Regions from separate parts of the Homo sapiens genome. Here region 2 is linked to region 1. A link is an interaction called in ENCODE POLR2A ChIA-PET data of the cell type or tissue named here. Cell type or tissue: CD4-positive, alpha-beta T cell. All regions are shown on one strand. Each heading gives the region's core, and the rest is flanking DNA. Links, peaks and the distances in the headings are about the cores only.

Region 1 (7,686 bases), core at 1,444-6,443:
CTGCCCAGCACAGCTTGATGACAGTCTCTCTGCAGGGTCCATGCTATTCCTCTACTGGCCACAGGCACTGGACTTCCTGCTGGCTCTGTAACCTATGCAACCACCAGAGAGAAAAAGAGCACTCCGTGCCTGCAGGCTCCCACCTAGAAGCTAAGATGCTGGGGCTTTTTACCCCCACCCTAAAGGAACATGTGTTTGTGATATGTGTATTAATAGAAAGTTTTTTGAATAATGTTATAGTAAACAATTTGTATTGAATACACATAAACATGTTGAATAATTATATTATAAAAATGAGCAATTTAGAAACCTTCCCTATATTAATCTTTTGAAGCCAGTGGAGTGACTATAACATAGTGTGTGGTAAATCTTAGACCCTTGTTAACGCTGACAAACTTTGAACAAGATACTTAATCTCTCTGTGCTTCAGTTATCTCATCAGGAAAATAAGGTAATAGTAATAGTTCTTAGCATGCCATGATGATCAAATAAGATCATAGATGTAAGAACTTTGGATTGTGCTAATGCCTACTAAGAGCCTAATCAATGTGGGTTATTATGCAAATAATTTTACTCAGCCTGTCATCCTGTAGTTATTGTCTTCTTTCCTAGTATAAGAAATCTTTTACTCAAGCTTATCTTACTGGCATTTTAAACAAATAATAATAATATAATTACAATTGTAATCACAAAAATAGCTAATTGAGAATTTATTGTGTACCAAGCCCTTTATAAAACTTACATAATCTAATTCTCTCAATCATCCAATAAAGTGGGTATCATGATCATTGTCATCATTGCCCCCATTCATCAGATGGGAAAAATGAAGCTTAGAGCAGTTCAATAACTTGCCTATGATCACAATCTAGTAAATGGTAGAGCTGAATACAGTCATGGATCTGTGGCACAGCCCTTAACCATTAGGGTACAGTGCCTCCAAGGAAGGGATGCCAATCATATGTTTGGTATAAAACTTATGGTTGGCATTGATGCCTACAGTTTAATGGGGAAAACAGACGGATTACAAATGAGAAAGAGGGAGGACACAGGCAGGCAAAGAGATTCAAGGCCCTAAATGCCTTCCAGACTTAGTATAAAGAAATTAATAGGATAGGTGATTGGTATTGTGCTGATTTGGCTATATTTCATTGAGAGAACTTCCTCTGCTTGCATGGAACAGGAAATTTGCTACCTAAAAGTAAATTAAGGTCACCAGAGGACCTGATGAGCTAAGCAGAAAGCTCTTGGATTAGGCCAGGGGGGAGAAAACTAACAAATTATTTCAGGTCAACTGGCTTTTTAAATTTTACATCTTCCAGCATTGTAAATATTAGTCCGAGTTACTCACAAAAGGTTTGTAATCCAGACTGGAATTTAGTGTCTACAGCAACAAAGTGACAGCACAGCTGAACAAACTAGCCATTCACCAGGAGTCCCAGGAGCTAAGTACCTGCCCCCACTTCTTTCCCACAGAAAGCATGTCCTTGGGTTTATTAGAGAGCCTCCAAGTCCCTTTGTAGAGGGTGTAAAGGGGAAAGCACAGGTGTCCTTGTCAGATAGGTGAGTGTTGCAGTGCTGGTCGTGTTCTTATGGTTGTGTGTTAACCAGAGCAATCAAAGCAAAATTAGAGATTTACTCAAAGCACTCAGGGAGGGGGACACTAAGGAGTGCACCTAACTTAATTTAGGTGGTATTTTGTTATTTTTGTTTTGTATTGTTTGGGGTACGATGTTATTATAAGCCAAGGAATGCCAAGGATTTCCCACAGTCACCAAAACTAGGAGACAGGCATAGAACGAATTCTCCCTCAGAGCCTCCAGAAGGAACCACCCCTTGCTGACACCCTGATTTCAGATTTCTGGCCTCCAAAACCATGAGAAAATGAATTTCCGTTTTAAGCCAACAAGGGTGTGGTAATTTGTTACAGCAGCCCTAGGAAACTAAGGCACTCCCCTCAGTGGATCCAGGTGGGGGTCTGGAATCTGCATTTTACCAAGAACCTCAGGCGTTTCAACACTTGAGAACTTCTGCCTTATCCTATTCCCTCTGGTCTCAGGAGGGCCACACTGCCCCTTCCCTTATGAACCTCATTCTAAGAACAGGCCCCAAAAAATCTAAAGCCAGGGATGTAGGGAAGACTAGGGGTTTCTCTCCAAACAGTACAGGATCTGTTTGGGGTGAAACAGATGTGTCTGCAACTGTACAGGCCCCTCACATCCCTCAGCTAACTCTTCAGGAGTTTAAATTAGGATTCTAAATTCAGGAGTCTAATCAGTCTAGTAATTTAAATGTACCTCTCATTCCTGCTTGAGGGTAAGTATCAAGCCTCTCTGTATGGCATTAGACCCAGGAAGTATCTCTGCCTCTAACACCATCCCAAACACGGAATTTTACACAATACAAAATGTTCACTCTTGCTCATGTAGTTTAATATCCAGAAAAACAGCTCCTCTCCCGAGGTGAGCATCTGAATCACGGATGGTATCAGATATAGTGAATTGGAATGATCAGGGTAAGGGAGTGTGATAAGGAATAGGGGCAGCCTGGTCTCTTTTCCCCCCAGTAGTAAGAATCTCAGCTCTAAGGAAGAGCGTCACTCCTATCTACTCACATCAATTCCACATCCAAGGAGAAGCAGTTCTATTCGAGCTCAAAGGAAAATGTGCATATTCAAGAAATATAATTATACCAAGGCAGCTGGACTTGGAGGTATGGGTAGTAGAATAAAGAGGTTCAAAGTTTTCCACTCTTTGAATAGATGTTCAAAGTTCTCTTCTGTTCAAGCCTGACACTTTTCTCTCTTCCCTTCCCGCTAACAAATATGGTAACACTCTCTGAGGGTAGAGATGCCACATATTTAGAAGGGGTAATGATACTTAGGAGGCCTGTGCAGAGGTTCCCAAATATGCATCAGACTCACCCAGGAAGAATAGTTAAAATGTCCATCTCTAGTCCCTACACCAAGAGATTCTCATTCACTGGGTCTTGGGTGGGTGGGACTCTTAACGCCACAAAAACGAACCATAGGCCTCTAACCTACATTCTATGTTAAAAAGGTCAGTGTGGCTCATGAAGATGTGACTAGATAAGGGTTTGGAGCCTACATGTACCTGAGTGTCCCTTGTACTGTGGTATCAAATAGATTGAAGGTAGTAGGAGACCAGATCAGAATTCACATCAAACACCCTAAAAGCAGCAAAGCTCCCCTTAGCATTTACTCTTATTTCTGCATGCTTTAGTAATTCAAATTCTAGCATGAGTCAATTCTAATCAGTTATTTGTGTAATTCATTTTAGCTAAAGTTCAGTAGAACTGCTAAAACCAGTTAACTCCACGGAGACACAAAACAAAAACTCCATGATGCTTCGTGGCCGCCCAGATACACGGGAATCTTTATTACCCTTCCTGTTTCACAAAGTTTGGTTTCTACCATTTAAGATTTCTGATAAATAACACTTATGGAAAAAAAAAGTATGCTTGAAACCTTTTTACAAAATCAGATAAGAAGCTAGAAGATAATGTTGTGGTTTTCTTTCATGTGATCCCTGAATTACGTAAGAAGTCTTGCCATGAAATTTACCGTTGCAGCATACCTTCTACTATGAGCTGTTGCTGCTGTTTTTACATGACAGATAAAAATTGATGGTGTCAAGAGGTGAGGAGGGATTAAAACCAAACACTAGGATAACATCAAAACTTCTTTCAGTCACATCTGTCCCCATTGTTTTGCTCTCTGCACCAGTGATGGCTCAGCAAAGAAATTACTTTTACATATCTGTTCTCTTTAATCACTGTACCACCCGTGGCAGTTGTCACAATTATCTTGATGCTTTTCTGGCTGTTCCTTCCTTCACATGATCCTCACCACAACCATTTAAAGAACAAGTATGTGACTGCATGAGTCGAACATCAACAGGCCTGAAGCCAGAAATAGTATTATTAGAGTCACAAACTGAATCTATACAAAGTGAAAAAGTTATTATGTAAATATAAATCAAAATAATCACTATTTTTGTTTATATCCCCATTTAGGCAAAAAAAAAAGAAAAAGATACGTAAATTCAGGGGAGTCAGAGGAGGTTATTATTAAGTTCCTCTAAGAAGTGTATTGCTCTTAAAATAATAATTTCACTAAGTACATTGTGGAATGGCCCATGTGGAAGCAATTTGATATGATAGAAACAATAGGGCCTTTAAATCGGACAGTCCTGGTTTTAATTCAAACTCAGTTACTTACTGCTTGGCCTTGTGCAAATCATTTCACTCATCAGAGCCTAAGTTGTTCTCTAATTTTTAAAATGGCAATAATAATGTCTGTCTCACAGACAAGATGTAAGAGCTAGAGAGGACTCTGGTAAACATTGCATTGCATTGCTCAGCGTATAACAGGCACTCAAACTGTCTGAAGCTTTCTAACACAATTATCAGTTTTTAAGTTAAAATGTGACTAAAACTCACTCTTTCACTAAGTTTAATCATTTAGGTATTAATAAAGTATAATTTCTTAGTATTTTTCTCTGGTAGTCTATTCTTTTCTCCCTTCTTGTTTGCTACTAACCAGGAAATTATATAACTGAACCAAACCTGTTAAAAGTATGTGTAAAGGCCAGGTATGGTGGCTCATGCCTGTAATCCCAGCTCTTTGGGAGGCTGAGGTGGGTGGATCACTTGAATCTAGGAGTTCAAGTGAACTTATCTCTACTAAAAAAAAAAAGCGAGACCTTATCTCTACTAAAAAAAAAAAAAAATTCAATTAGCCAGGCATGGTGACATGCATCTCTAGTCCCACCTACTTGGGAGGCTGAGGTGGGAGGATCACTTGCGCCCAGGAGATGAGGCTCCAGTCAGCTATGATCGTGCCACTGCACTCCAGCCTGGGTAAGAAAGCAAAATCCTGTCTTTAAAAAAAAAGTGTAAAATTTTTTAAAAACAAACTGATTTTGCATGTGGTTGTAGAAGGGTTTTCCAGTGAATAAAGATAAAGTACACAAGAATAGGTACTGCATAGACACTGGGATATCTCTTAGGTTATCTCACGAGCCAATTCAGCTTCCTACCTGTTTCTTGCCTAGTTTCCACCTAGTTGAGATTGTCAGATAAGCAACATCTGATATGAAAGACACTGCAGTAATCTACCATTAGTAAATAGCTCACATTTCAGTAAATGCCTAGCCATGTATTTAAATGGAAAAGACTATATGAACACTTCTTTAGCTAGAAGTAATATTCATAAGCAAGCATATGCAGAGTTTGCAGTTTTGACTGGACATAAAAGGTTCACAAAACTTCCAGCAGTTATAATAGCTAAGATAATACCTATTTCTAATGAATAATACAGTGGTCACCGGGTGGATAGGCCTTTCAATTGTAAAAATCCTTGCCATTTGTTTTCAACCATTTGGTATTTTACCTACAGGATCAATCATTGTCATGTTTAAAGTATACAGTATACTCATACAGTTGTCACAGAAATGATGAACAGTGGTTAAAGAGGTATAACTTCAAGTTGAGAAAGACAATTTACAGCACACAGCAGCATACTCAATTTTTTTTATGAGTATTTCTGTGAGATCACCACAAGAGTCAGAGTGACATCTCTAAGGAATTGCTGATAAGGACGTCTGGTTGGGGACAGTGAGCCACGCTAGAAATCCTGGAGCAGAGTAGGCAAGATGATGGCAGTGTTCATCTAACTACTACCCTGGGGATCCCAGCAAACCACAGCCAGAGAAGCGAGGTGTAGCAGGGATGTGTCAGCAACAACTGGCTTGATTGCTCCTGGTTAAGGCTGGAAGAGATTTCCTTAGCATATGAAAGTTCTCATTCACAAGATCATGCACAGAACTAAATGGGACTAGAAACAAAAGATTAGAAACTATGTCTATTTCATCAATATCTTATCACTAATTTTCAAAAATAAATCATCAGATGCTAATTTTGCCAAGTACTCCTCGAAGAGAAAATGGAATATTTGACAATGCTCCATAATGTAATAGCAACAAAGACCAGCGGACTTATAGTACAAAAAAAAAAAATACCTACAGATCCTAGAAGTAACTGCTATAACAGAATTTAATATAGCACCTGACAGCACAGCACAGTAGCCCATTAATCAACAAGTATTCACTATCTATGTGTATACTGCTGTAGAAGATTTAGGGAGAAAGAATAAAATGAGATCACCGCCCACATCAGTCAGGCCAGGAAGGACATGCAAAAGTAAAAGAAGGCATTGCAGAAATGCCCTTCCCTGAACCTCCAGCTCTACAGCAAATCCAAAGCAATGTGACATTGGACAAGGAAGGCTTATCATTCTGACTTCAGTCTTACTCTCCAGGCTCAGATCAGGGGCTTTCTCCCAAGGTCAGATTTCCTGTGTTTGCTAATGCATCTCGGGTCATGCTAGATAACTCTTTCAATCCATTAGTGTGCGTCATTGATCCTACTGGTCCTTCTTTAGCTTTATGAATGATGCCTTTTATGTAAAACACTTGAGAATTCCCAAACGATGATCGCCATGGGGTTAATCCAGGTAGTGCATAGAAGTGTAATAACAATAATGCCTAATTTTAGGATTTAGTATGGGTTCTCCAGAAGCAGACCCCAAGTAGGGAACAGTGGTAGGGAAGTGGGGAAGAGAGACAAAGAAGGAAAAGCATCTAATAAATCAGCTGCCAGAGTGGGTGCTTGGAGCTGAATTCCCTGGGGAAGCTTTCAGAACTAGTGCAAAACACAGCTTCAGAATTATCTCATCTGAGGGTGAGGGAGCTGGAGTATTTATATGTCACCTCTAGAGAGTTATTAGATGAGGGCTGCTGGAAAAGCAAGCATATTAATTCCCTAGAATGAACTGCTGTCCATGGGCAAATCAGCATTTGAGATGCAGGTGCTGACAGTAGAAAGTTCACAAGAGAAATGTGAAAGGTCCTGGGGATAAGGGTTGGCTCTGGTAGCATCTGCCCCATTAACATTCAGGTAAGTAGCCCTATTCTTGTTTATCCACTAGAATAAGTGACAAATTAATTCAATGTGAAAGTACTAGGAAACATAACTAATTCTTTTTTAAAATAAAACTGTAGATTTTTTTCACTGTTTACAAAGAACATTTTCAGCCAACGCAAATGTTCAAGATATTTTTGGTGTTTAATCTAAGAAAAGCTATCATAAATTTCTGCCTAGCTATTCATTTTTGCTCATTTCTTAAACTAACTATATATATATATATAGTTTATATATATATATAGTTTATATATATATATAGTTTATATATATATATAGTTTATATATATATATAGTTTATATATATATATAGTTTATATATATATATAGTTTATATATATATATATATATAGTGTGTGTGTGTGTGTATATATATATATATATTTTTTTTTTTTTTTTTTTTTTTTTTTGGAGATAGGTTCTCACTCTGTTATCCAGGCTGGAGTGCAGTGGTGCAATCATGGCTTATGCAGCCTTTAACCTTCTCTCAAGCTATGCTCCCGCCTCAGCCTCCTGAGTAGCTGGGACTACAGGCAGGCACCACCATACCCAGCTAATTTTTGTATTTTTTGTACAGACAGGGTTTCACCATGTTGTCCAGGCTGGTCTTGAACTCCTGAGCTCAAGTGATCTACCTACCTTGGCCTCCCAAAGTGCTGGGATTACAGGTGTGAGCCACTATGTCCA
Region 2 (7,686 bases), core at 1,741-6,740, 250 kb before region 1:
GAAAGAACATCACAGTTGGCAGGAACAGCAGTGCGAAGGCATGGAATCCCAAAACTGCCTGATATTTCCAAGAAACAGAACTGAGGGCCTGGAGAATATAAAATGTGAAGACACGGAGGTAAGCAAAGCCCCCATCACAGAGGACCTTCTATCCAGGTCAAGAACTTGGCATTTTTTCTTGAAGCTAACAGACTAACATCAAATCATTTCTCTCACTCAAGTCTTAGGCTTTTTAAAAGATTTATTTATTTTTAACTCTCTTAAATGAATTTAGAGCATTTTTTTCAGAAGATTAAATGAATTTAATTAAATTTTCTTACACAAGAAGGATGTATTAGATTTGAAAAGAGGACTTGATATTATTTTCCAAATGCCTACAGTTTCTGTTGTCAAGTTACAAACTGAATCAACTATGTTTGGTTGTCAAAACCAATCAAAGTTAAGATCTAGCTGAGTTACAATTGACATTTTCCTCATCTGATGTATGTAATACTCTGGATTCTTGGGCTTCTCTACTGTGCTTCAATACACAAATAACAATAGTTTCACATGAAGACACACTACTGTATATGAATCCTTTTGAAATGACTGAAGATTTATCCTAAATGTAAACCTTAGTAGGGAAAATCACTACATTAGACAATAATTATAATTAATGTAATAATAGTTAAAGGCACTCAAAACTTCATGGAGAACAAAAGGTTAGAGACAGAAAAATGCTTAGACTGACAACTTCATGGTAACTACATGACAAATCCAGAGGACACTACTCACATGCATTCAGTGGGAATGGCACCCCCTACGGTTGTGCAGTGCACAATTGACATAGGAGTATGCAGCAGCTCTGGCCAATTCAGGGATTAGACTGTTAAACCTTATGCTGCAAAAAAGAAATGACAGACAAACTGGTATAGAAATGTCTAATCAAAAGCTCCAGGAAAATAATACTGGTTGTGCTGATGTTTAACTTCAATGAAAATTCATAAAGTTTCATGTAATTAATTTTCAAGTCTCCTGTAGTTCAGAGATCTCTATGAAAACTTTTCCTGAGTATCTTTGACAAAACAGCCAAAGGATCTGACCTTCCCAGGAGCTGTTATTTAAAGAGGAAGGACAGTAGTAGTCACTTTATTATTTGCTCCTTTCTCTCTCTCCTCTCCCTCTCTCTCTTTCTGACCAGAGAAGAATCTCTAGAACAAAATTATGCTTCCTGAGATGAACCCAGCAATTTTTAAGGTGGTGGTTATTAAGTAGAGGATGACCGAATGATTTAGTATGGTTGATAAAACTGTGATTCAGTAGCAAAGACTATATTTTTCAGAATTTAAAATTGTAATTTCCATCTTGATGGCATTTGTAATTATTATATTGCTTACACATTTTTATGTTTTTCATAAGAACAGCTGAGAATACATTTAGTTAACCAAAGCCTCCAAGGAAAATTTCATTCCTCTATTATTGTTATTATCATATCTACATGTATTATTACAGAGCTTACAATAAGCAGGGTTTAATAAGTGAGTTGTTTAATATAAGAAACGAGCCTATGATATAACACATATACAAGCACACACTATGCATACATATAATTGTTCCTTTTGATGGTATTCTTCCTCTCCCAGGCTAAAATGTACTATTGATAAAGGAGAACAGGAAGGAAGTTGCTGGCTTTTTCCCTCTCTAGTTTCAGAGTACATGTAAAGACTCTATGGGCTGACTCAGAGGATACACAATATACATTGTTAAGAAGCTTCAGTCTCACCTACTCAGATTTAATACTAGGACATAGTTACCTCTAAAACATACTTTTCCTATACAAGACTTTATACGCTAGCTTTGTTTTTTAGCAGTCTTAGATATCAGTTTCTTGGTTGATAGCAAACCCACGATAAACAAGAACCTGTTTCCTGCAACATGTGTGGTAAGTGTGGAGAGCCATCTGGAAGGTAAGGGAATGAGGAAGCGGTGTGTAACCATCCATGATTTCACCAGCAAATAAACTGTATGGAACTCTCAAGTGTCTATAGGACTGTTTCAGCATATGTTCAAATTGTGCCCATCCAAGCAGTTTGGAGGAATAAACTTCTGTTACAATAATGTACCACCAGAGAACATGAGTAATTCTAACACATTCAACCTTCCCTTTCTATATATCTTTGCTTACAAAAAAGTGAAGCCCAATTGAATCTGAAAAAAAAAAAGAAAAAAAAAACAGAAAATGACTGATAGAGACCCATATTTCTGACCCAAGGAAATCAGAATTTGTTGCTGAAACCCAAGTCATATTTTCAGGGCATCCAGTATATTTTAAATGTATATGAAAAATATGTCTCTTAACACATGCTTAAGAAAAGGAGCTCAACTTTCTGAGACTAGATTTATTTGTAATTGATCAGGAATGTTTTTTGACCCAAGAAAAGGAAAATTCCCAGGCAACACATTCATGAACCAGTTTTATTCTAGTTTTTTTCATAAGGCCAGCTGCTGAGTAGCTGACAACTGGGAGATCCAGAATATTCTAGTTGATTAAGGAATCCCTCTGAGAGATTTGAATTGCAATATTTTTTCCCTGGAATACATTGTAAAGCAATTTAAGAACTTTCCATCCCTCAGTATAACTGACTCAAAAATCCATTGAGAATAGTTATCTTTTAAATAAACACTCAAAGACTTTAGCTATTTTTAGAACACATAGCTTCGTCCTGGCAGATTTACAAATCCCATCATGAGGGGTTAGTGTATTTCACTGCATAGGGAAGGATTCTCTTCTTTGTCTCTGAAACCCTGGAGCTTCTACATAACGACTTGTTAACCTTTCCATAATATTATGCAATGATGCAAAAGTCTAATACTTAATTCTAAGTCATGGTTCTGTGAGAGTCTTTTCTTTCTGGAAGTTACCTTTTTTCAAAGCATTAATAAAATTATTATAATGATCCGTATTTCTTGTCTTATTCAAGTAGTTATCTGAAGAGTTATGTGTAAATTTTTATGAATTTAAGCATATTTTTAAAACTCCAAGGGCATACGTTTTTCAAAGAATCTATAATTAATCTCATAAGGCCATGAGTTTTTCCTTAAAGGGAAAATTCAGTTATTAATTATCCTGCATTCATAGATAGGTATCTTCACTTACCACAAATACTAAAAGTATCAATAATGTATGGAGAGTAATTAATAGTACAAAATCATTTTACAAAAAGTGGGAAATAAGGAGAAAAAAAGATTTATCCTCCTGGCCTATTACTATGAGTATGTAATCTCATATTTGATGTATCTTTGAGCACATTGTATCTACTTGAAATAAGAAATGTTTAATTAAACTGGAAAATAACCACTTATGACTCCAGGGTAACTTTTTTGCTGCTCCATAATCACGATCTTTTCAATATGACTTTAAAAAAGTAGCATCTAATTTCATTATGCTTAACCTAAATTATTCTTTAGATTTTTACATTTACATATTTGTATGTACACATATACATATATACACACATAACATTTTATATATACATGTATATTTATATATTTATATGTATCTATTTTTATATATTTAATAAGTATATTTTTATATATTATATGTATATATTTTATATATTTAATAATTTTATATTTCATAAAAATTTTTTATATATGAGATATGGCTTGGCTGTGTCCTCGCTCAAATCTCACCTTGAATTGTAATAATCCCCACGTGTCAAGGGCGGGGCCAAACAGAAATAATTGAATCATGGGGGTGGTTTCCCCCATACTGTTCTAGTGGTAGTGAATAAGTCTCACGAGACCTGATGGTTTTATAAATGGAGTTCCACTGCACAAGCTCTCTTGCCTGCCACCATGTAACACATTCCTTTGCTCTTCTTCCGTCTTCTGCCATGATTGTGAGGCTACCCCAGCCATGTGGAACTGTGAGTCCATTAAACCTCTTTCTTTTATAAAGTAACCAGTCTCAGGTATATCTTTATTAGCAGCATAATACAATATATAAATGCATATGTTGACAATGCTCAACTTTATCTGAGCCCTGTGTTCCAGGAAATCAGGGATGGTTAAGAAATCCCCTCATCCTTTTGTGTTCCTCAAAAGACCTTACTTACTGCAAAGAACCCCTCTTCCCCATAGGACTTGGCTAAGACTCATGGAATCTCCCTTGTTTATCTGTGACATGGCCAGACACAGACCTTTCAAATTCCCTTTCTTGCCTCATAAATGACTAGCTGAACTGTTTGTCTGTTTGTGTCCACTAACCAATCTGGAGAAAATATTGATACCTACTACCTGGACTTGGCCAAACTTTAATTAGGCTTCTCTCTTCCCCTTAGGCCCTGGAACTTTGACCCACTCTCATCCTGAGACAGCACACAGCCTCTCCTTAATCGCCTCTTACCAAGAAAGGACTGACCACAGGAAAGATGTTTCCTCACTGTAGGATCAACTGTGGGATCACGCTACCCACTCCCTCATATGTGCTTCTTTCTGACCTTCTGTGCCCTTCCCTATAAAAGAAAAATCCTTTCTGCCTGGCCTTTCAAATGCTTACAGATCTTAAGGTAGGAGCATTCTCCCCATTACAATAGTTCCCCTATCACAGTAGTCCCCTCTCCTTATTGTGATAATTCTTTTGAACAGATTCTCTATCTAAATTCAGATTTGACTTTATTTGACAATGTCTGTGTGCATACCATATATGTGTGTATATATGTATATGTATATATAGATATATATATGCACACACACACACACATTCAGAGAAGTGAACTCATTTTGCTCTGATTTGGATTAACAATAAGGAAATTAGATAGATGTAGCCCATTTTTGTCTTCCTTGAGTAACAATATCAGAAAAGGAGCTTGTGAGTATAAAACCTACAAGGGCTGTAAGGAACCAGAATGAAACAATTTGGTTATCAATGTTTTCTTTCCACTTATATCACTGTAAGAAATACTTAATGCAGAGTTAAGACATCAAACTCACTTAAGCTACAACTCACCTTAGGCTAAAACTCTGTGTGTAAGAAACAAATTTTCTCTAAGGAAAATTTTCCTGAAAGAAAAGTAAGACCTTCAATAACTTCACAAGTTGGAGCCAAGTCCTCTGGTCTATGATGCATCTATTCATTAGGATCCTGCCACTTTTGAATTATTCAGATTCATTATAAAATGCAGCTTTCATCTGAAAAAAAAAAGTGTACCTCCAAGAGATGCTAAATTTAGTTCTACTGGAGATAAAGTGGTGTGTGCTTCCATAATCATGTCAACAGCCCGGCTTTTATCTCTACTAAACTCCTGGGCAGCACAGCTGGGATGCAGCCACCCAAGGCAGAAATCTGGACACCATGTAACCAGTCTGCCTATTGCTAAGAAGCATTAACATTCTATTTAAACTGTCCTATATTGTTGGATAAGAGCTGTTTGAAATAATGTTTTAAACTTGTGGCTTTTTTTAAATTATAGATGCATCAATTATACTTCAAAAAATTTACCCATATATCTAACACTAATACTAATATTCTATATTATATAACTCTCTCTCTCTCTCTGCATCTTTTCAGCTTTAAATTGTAGAAATTTCTCAGAAACCAACCTTATAACATCCTCCTCTGTAACTATAAGCTATTAAATGAATTTTATGGATACACATGGTTATAAAACTTCGCTGCAGATTATATTTTAGAAGGTGGATGATTAAATTAATTTGTAATTAATATGGCCAGATTTGATATAATAACAAATTAGCCATAATGCTAATGAGTGGTAATTAAATGAGCAAGGCAGAAATTTTAGAACTCCCCAGACCATGTTGAAGAGGTCCGGCACATCTTTATTTTGATGTGTTTTCTTTTCACCATTATTTTCAAATTGTTTTGGCAACCACACTCAAGTATCAAGATACAAGGCAGGGTTTTGGAATCCATGAAAGGCTGGAATATTTACTCACCACTGTACTGGTATTTCCTCGTGGAATACTTCCCTGGCCTCTCCCATTAGGTCAAATCCCATTGCACACTCTCATAGTGTCATGCACTTTTTTAAGGCACCCATCATAAGGACAAATTTAACACACATCATGTGCTTGTTAAATGACAGCTTCCCCCACTAGACTGTCAGCTCTGAGACCAGAAGGCCACATTTTTATTCACCAGTACATTCCCAAGCACAAAGCCTGTCACCTAGTAAAGACGTAACAGATACATTTGTTGAATTAATAAATTTGGTTTCACCAAAAATAAAATGAAATAAAAATTTGTTAAATTATTGTTTGCTAATTTATGGATTAGAAGCCTCATTTATGCATTGCACTTCCTTATTTATAAATGTCAGTGTGGAAATAACATCACCTTCTTGAGGTGGGAGAGAAGGGTCTTTATTTTGCACTAATTAGCCAAACAATAACAAGATTCTACAAATGTGTCTAGGAGTATCTTTTCAGATACCTCGTCCACGGATAAATATATCAAACTTAGTTTATAACCCCCAGATAGATGCTATGCCTTCTAAATGTATACTCTACACTTTATAAGGCTTAATAATATTTTCTTTTGTGTATAAAAATAATGGTACTGACATATGAGATTCAAGCTGTTTTTCTAGAAGTGATCCATCCATTCTCTCCCTTCTGCCACCCACCTTCTTCCTGGTAATCAATGATATCCATTGTAAAGCAGCTGGCTAAGATTCCAAGTGAGTTGAGGGCTTACTAGGTTGAGCGAGACTAAACTGGCTGCCACTGGAATAAGACCCTCAATTTTGGCTTCATCCCTATTTTGCCCCTCCCAGTTGCGTTCACCAAATGTTTCTGGCATGACTGTTAACCGTAACTGTTTGCCAAAATTCCAACATTATTTTTAAACGTTTAATAGACAAAAAAATTGAAATAAACTTTACAACAAAATGAAAATTGAAGAAGTAAATGTTGCCTAGAGGAGACACAGAATAGATTCTGCTGTAACTCCTCAGTTGATAAAGGACAGATTGTAGGTCTGAACAGTAGAACTGTGGCTGTGGAGGAGGGGGCATGAGGAAGGAATATGAAAGGAGTATAGCCTTTGTAAAGTTTTTGCTAGAGGCATGGCTCTTGAACTTCCTCTGTCCCATCAAGAAATGGCAGCTAGCAATGTCCAGACTAAAAGCCAATGAATAGCAAAGCTGTCCAAGAGAAACAAGAGGAGGCTGGCTGGGCTCTCAGGGGTCCTGGGTCTGGTCTTCTGCTTTGGTATTGTTGTTGTTGTTTTGCTTTGCTTCCGTGATTCCCAATCGTACCTGTCCAAGGACTCAACTGTATCCATTCGCTCAGGGGTGATCAGGCCCTGGGAAGCTGATTCATGCTAACCAAGCTCATAGGAGATGGACAAATAAAAAAGGAAGTTAACTGATTTACTTACAAAGAGAAATGTGACTACTGGGCAGATGGAACTAGTTATACCACTTGGTCAATTCATTCTATTTTCCACTAGAAAAGTGTACCTGGGAAACCAGATTGAGAAAAGAGAGTTGTTTTGTAAATATAGTGTTGTAAATAAATTATTCTCAAGATACACTCTCTCGCTGTAGCTTTCTGCACTAACCACTGACTACTGACAGTAGGCATATTCTGTCAAGGTGATTGAAATATTCATGCTAGATGGGCAGGACACTCACTCCCTTAGATAAGTAAAATAATAAATATAAAACACTTGGTAGGATACTT

What was found. ChIA-PET counts read pairs that join two places held together with the same protein. Peaks named below come from ENCODE experiments on the same cell type or tissue, not always from the same donor. Only the 100,000 strongest peaks of a DNase experiment are listed, where the experiment ranks them.
Region 2: POLR2A ChIA-PET joins it to region 1 with 6 read pairs; 2 of 35 experiments call an interaction of 5 or more read pairs at or near these places.

Annotation. Positions count from the first base shown.
Region 1 is chr2:197,865,734-197,873,419 of GRCh38, reverse strand. All of the region lies in intron 1 of PLCL1 (phospholipase C like 1 (inactive)), which reads right to left. Among named protein-coding and RNA genes, the nearest start is that of PLCL1, 65 kb to the right of the region's middle. RefSeq lists an enhancer at 1-372. In CD4-positive, alpha-beta T cell, for the core only: no CTCF peak of the experiment used is centred there; a DNase peak (open chromatin) is centred at 3,579; H3K4me3 peaks cover 806 bases; H3K27ac peaks cover 2,641 bases.
Region 2 is chr2:198,111,854-198,119,539 of GRCh38, reverse strand. The region is part of intron 5 of PLCL1 (phospholipase C like 1 (inactive)); the gene reads right to left. Among named protein-coding and RNA genes, the nearest start is that of LINC01923, 260 kb to the left of the region's middle. In CD4-positive, alpha-beta T cell, for the core only: no CTCF peak of the experiment used is centred there; no DNase peak of the experiment used is centred there.